Linked DNA regions of Homo sapiens: region 2 is linked to region 1. Evidence: chromatin loops called from intact Hi-C (ENCODE). Cell type or tissue: ascending aorta. All regions are shown on one strand. Links, peaks and the distances in the headings refer to the core of each region. The heading gives the core; the rest is flanking DNA. Region 1 overlaps DIRC1 (disrupted in renal carcinoma 1). Region 2 has its middle 81 kb from the start of DIRC1.

What was found. Peaks named below come from ENCODE experiments on the same cell type or tissue, not always from the same donor. Only the 100,000 strongest peaks of a DNase experiment are listed, where the experiment ranks them.
Region 2: it touches region 1 in a loop (2.0-fold over the local background); 1 of 110 quality-filtered maps calls a loop at or near these places.

The regions. Positions count from the first base shown.
Region 1 is chr2:188,782,921-188,785,744 of GRCh38, reverse strand. The region is part of intron 1 of DIRC1 (disrupted in renal carcinoma 1); the gene reads left to right. Among named protein-coding and RNA genes, the nearest start is that of DIRC1, 5.8 kb to the left of the region's middle. In ascending aorta, for the core only: a CTCF peak has its summit at 1,199; no DNase peak of the experiment used is centred there; H3K27ac peaks cover 2,379 bases.
Region 2 is chr2:188,869,212-188,872,035 of GRCh38, reverse strand. No RefSeq gene overlaps it. Among named protein-coding and RNA genes, the nearest start is that of DIRC1, 81 kb to the right of the region's middle. In ascending aorta, for the core only: no CTCF peak of the experiment used is centred there; a DNase peak (open chromatin) is centred at 1,611; H3K27ac peaks cover 1,506 bases.

The sequences.
Region 1 (2,824 bases), core at 67-2,566:
CCGGCATGAGCAAATGAGCAATGAGGCAGTGGTGATTAAAGAAAAGCCAGAAGTTCAGAAGAGAGAGGAGTGAACAAGAGAAAAAATATGTATCTCCGTAATCCCTGGAATTACGGCCAAGGCTTCTGGACTTGATACAATTACATTAGATGAAAGCAAGAGGATTTGGAACATTTGGGTTACATAGGAAAATATATTATCCAATCATTGAAGGATGCTTGGAAATTAAAATTAGAACCCCTAAATATTTACAAATTGTGTTTCTAAGGTAATATACTTCGAGTAGTTTAAAAAGCAAATAATTGTAATCTGAGAAGACCGAGAAGATGGAAGAAGAAAGAAGGTGACCAAAGAGATAAGGTGGTCTCTGTTGCCCATCTGATGTGATCATGGTATGGATGATTATGTTGCTGGGGAAAAAATTAAGGGCTGGTTTATGTCAGTCTCTGAACTTCAGACATGTGTTTAGTCATCTAAAAGTGATGGCTCGGTACTGTCCTCAAGAGTATCATTAAAGGACTACACATATTTTAGACTTATTTCCCAAGTATTAAGCCCAGCATCCATTAGCTATTCTTCCTGACTCTTTCCCTCCTCCCACCCCCAACCCTCCAACAGGCCCCTCTATGTAACAAACCTGCACATCCTGCACATGCACTCCTGAACTTAAAATTGTAAATAAAAAATTCAAAAAATAAAAAAATTCATTTTCATGTCTTTTAACCGTTCATGGATATTGAATAACTGAGAAATATTAGAAATGTGAATCTTTGATCTTTAAGAAAAAAAGAATAGCTGGCAATCAAACTTTATAGAGCTCTATTTGTTATGAACAAAGAATCAAATACTATATTATCTTTATATATCTAGTTTAAGCGAGTAATTATGTTAGTATGATTTTATGTAGTTGATTTGAATAGGCTATAAGTTTCTAGAAGCTGGCTATATATTTATCCTCTTGGAACCCTAGAGTGTCTTCTGTTTAATAGGCTATTGAATAAGTTTATTAAGTTAAGAAATTCAAAGAGAAATCTTAACATTTGAATTACTTGAAATCTTAAAAATATTATGAAAACTTAGAAAGATATATTTGGATTATGACACTTTGATCAATTAATGTAAAATACATAAACTCTTAGGCACATATTTTCATTATGGGTCCTAAGAAGCATATACAACATTACTACCTCCAGTAACCTCTAGGATTGCTCTAGAGTGTCAAAGAATATTTTTGCATTTGACTTTTATTCTCTGATGATTTTTATTCCAACAACAGTGAAACTCTCCAGAATTAGAGCCTGAGTCAGTGAGGCCCCATTTTCCAGTTGGCTTTGTCAGTCAGAACCTGAAGGGGAGCACATCACATCTCCAAACCTGAAATAGATGTTTATTTTCGGGGAACCAATGTGCACATTAAAGCCAGTTAATAAAGTAGTTGTACACCAAGATATCTCATGGGGAAATGGGGCCTCTCTGTCTTCTTTTATTGTAGTTACTTTGCAGGTAGAATACTGCAGGTTCAGCTGAGTCAGACATTACATCATTACAAAAAAATTATCTTTTGATTTCTGTTAGAGATTTCCTTTAAAAAATAATTTCACTACTTAAGTCTATTTGCATCCACACATAATCCTTTTGATCTTAGCTAGAACTGAGGGTCATGAGAACTAGAATAAGCATGTGAGATGTTGACTTTTGGATTGAGAGTTGTGTTATGTGGCACAAAGATAACTATATTAGTCAGACCAAACTGAATTCCTTTATATGAGATGTTGAATTTTGTCCATAGTCATGCTGAAACATGACTATATTTAAAAACAGTACTCTATGCATTATACCTCATATTTCCAAAAATGATATTTAACATCCACAGATAAATTTACTGGTCAACATGAACTTTTCTATCTACTGATATTGTCATATAAATGACACCCAGCAAGGCCGGGTGCGGTGGCTCATGCCTGTAATCTCAGCACTTTGGGAGGCCGAGGCGGCGGGGGTATCACCTGAGATCGGGAGTTCAAGACCAGCCTGACCAACATGGAGAAACCCTGTCCCAACTAAAAATACAAAATTAGCCAGGTGTGGTGGTGCATGCCTGTAATCCCAGCTACTCGGGAGGCTGAGGCAGGAGAATCGCTTGAACCCAGCAGGTGGAGGTTGCAGTGAGCCGAAATCTCACCATTGCACTCCAGCCTGGGCAACAAGAGCGAAACTCAATCTATAAATAAATAAATAAATAAATAAATAAACAAATAAAATGACACCCAGATTAGTATGAGTGTCATTTAAAGGAGAGATGGGAACAGCAAAGAGTATATAAAATGTTACACACTGTCAAAATTGTAATTAAATAAAGCTTATGACTCCAGGATATTCTGACAGGAAAAAATACAACAGAATTTTCTAAGTAATCTGTTACAAATATCTAGAATCACTTTGATATTTGGTAGTTTATACTTTGTTAGCAAAAAAAACTCTTTTAAAAAAATCAGATATTACCGCATGGTGAGATTTACAAACTATTGGGAAGTAGAAAACAACAGTCATATTTTCCTTTTCTCATTCACCTCGGAATGAGTTGGGATCTAGTTTAAATTAAAGCCAATATAATTTGAAGTATAAAAAATAAAATTTTTAAACAATGATAAGTATTACTAAAAAGAAGGTTCTAATATAACCATGCCCTGGTAAAGAAAGTTTATTATGGAGCTAAGTATGGGTGTCATTTAAAGGAGAGATGGGAGCAGCAAAGAGTATCATGATTGGGAAAGGAAGGATGGAATTTCTAGTGGGGTTGAGTAACAAGAACTGTGACTGAGTC
Region 2 (2,824 bases), core at 212-2,711, 86 kb before region 1:
AGCTTTTAGCAAATTTTTACTGTTATGGTACCTCAGGTAGAATTTAGTCTTTTTTTAACCACCCTTTTACTCTAATTGCTAATTACTTTATTGTTGATTGGTACATACTTTGTTTTAAAGGGAACGTACACATATGGTCATTGCTTTTTTCTTCCTTTTATCATGTTTTGTCTTATCACAGCCCTTTGATTTCAAACACACATCAAACGAAATATAAATTAGTTTATTCTTTTTGAACCATCACTCAGAGTTATCAGTTGTCTCATGCTTTTTGCTCCAAAGTTTTTCTTTTTTTTTTCTCTGCTTCACTTGTATTGCACCCATGTTAGTTCCAACCAAAAGAAGTTCAGATTTTTCAACTCAAAAATGATTGGGGGCAGGAGCATTCTGGCAATTAGAATCTATCTTTGGCTAAATCCTGATTTGGGGAAGTGTTTCTTACTGATAAGCGTAGCCCAAATTGATACAGTATTAGTTATCCCTGAAGTGGGTCTCGACATGTGCTTTATGGATATAACATACTGTTGGAGAGATTTGCTTAGTTCACAGCACCGTTCTAATATTTGAAAGACACATTTGTAAAAAGAAAAAAGCAGTATTGAATAATCTACATGTGTTTTCAGAGAGTGAGGATAAGAAACTTAAAGATTTACAGTATTTGGCTTTTTTCCCATGTTACTTTGGTTGTCTATATTTCATGGACATCTTCCTTTCACTTAAGAATACAGGTAAAGTTGATGTGGAAGAGAAAGAAAGGAGTGAATTTTTCATAATATAAATGAACAGTTTAAAAAATGGTTCTATTTAGTACATTGTCAGAATATCCACCCCATTTTCATTAGCATTATCATAATAAACAACGTCAAATAATAATAATAATAAGTTTAATTAGTGACTAAGTTGCAATTGAATAGTAACATGATTCCATTTTCTTCCTGTGAGCTGTAGATGTAACAAATCATTACTTGTGGCTTCAGCAAGTTCCTTGACCACTTTGCCTCCATCTGCTCATCTATAAAATGGAGATAACAATAGTACATAGCTCAAAGGGGATTTTTTTTGTTTTTTTTTGTGTGTTTTTTTTTAATAAAGCTTAAAGAATTAAACAGTACCTGGAATATACTAAATACGACAAGCATTTATTATTATTATTGTTATTAATTAGTCTCTGATTTATATGAACATTGACTCCTTGGACACTGTTTATGATTGTTTTCACTTTGGTTTACTAATGATCCAAGAAATAAGCTGAACAACCTACACTTGAGACATACACCATATCAACGATACAAGTGGGTACCTCAGCTCCTTGTTTTATCTTTTGTGGTTCATAGAAGAACACCTAATGTGTATTGATTTTAAATTTTAAACCATGAGATGTGAGAAATCTTCCACATGAGAGGACTCTAGTCTATTGGACTGTGTATTTTATGAGTGATGTAGAAAGGGCCATGTGGCAATTTCTCCTTGTAGCATACAGGGAATTTCCTGCTCAACGAAAGTTACATACTTTCATGATGTATTTCTTATTTCATCATTGGGCCTGGACATTTTCTACCACAATAACCAAGAGATGTGACTCAATCCCCCCTTTACTGAGCACTTCCTGGCAGAGGTAACTCATTTGTGTATGGCCTGAACAGATGCAACATGACTGTAGAGGACTGAATGAGTTGACTCCTACAATTTTGACAGCCTCCTTTGGCTGTGGCCATATCTCTCTGTATAACTTGCCCTGAAATATGAAGGTGAGTATTATGCTTGAATTATGAAAATCTTTTGGAGAGATAGAAGTACCAGAGATGAGAAAATTCAAGGTCTAGATACTTTCTTGCTTGCTTGTTTTCTTGGGCATTCAGAGACTATTTATAGGACTTAAAGCTTGGAAAATGCTCAATATATACTCAAAAACCTTTCTGTAACCTACTTTTCACCTCTCAAATTCCAGTAGTTGTCTTACTTCCAGTTCAGATGTTGGAAGCTGCAAAATATCATCATTTCACCCTTTCAACCCAAACATTGGAAAAGCTACATAATCATAGATTAAAAAAAATATATATCAGGGAGCAAAGAATGCAAAGCAACCTAAATAAACTAAAATCCAGCAAGTGACAAGCTCTTCCTAAGAAAGAAGGGCCAAGGAGACCTCTTATAACTGACATGAAAGGAGAAGGAGCAATCCTCCATAGGTGGGAGCAGGGGAAACCAGCCCAACCTGACATTTCTAATGACTGCGTGTGGGCTGGCATGACACGTCAAATTCCACTGGAGCCCCAGACACAGAACAAAACTGTGCTACTGCCAATTCTTTCCCTCTGATCTTTACTGAGTGCTGAAAATAGAGATGGGGAAAAATTGAGAGAAACTTCCAGAAGTTACAGAACATTGGAGGAGGGGTAAGAGAGCTGAGAGAGCCACACTCTTCCCCTGGCACTCCATGCTTAACTCAGAAGTCAAGATGAGGTGGAAGAACTGAGTGAAACCCCTCCAAGACAATCTCTGCCTTCAGAGTGGAGAGAATCTTTGGCTGACTTCTAAAGGACAAGGGCAAGGCAGAAGAGAAAAGAGAGATTTCCTAAGATGAGAGACAGCACTGGAGAGCAAAGAGAATTCTTTAATAACACAAAAGTTCTGCTGTGGGAGTAAAGCAAGGAGAAATCTCTCACGGTTTAGAAAGCTGGCTATTTAGCTATGAGGAGCAAGCAGAACTTTGGAATCTCATCAATGATTGAAGACCCTAGTGAAGACCAAGTCCCAGTACCGCCCTCAAACATTTGAATCCATAGTGAACTTACAAAAACTAAAGCTGCAGCTAAACCCGCAC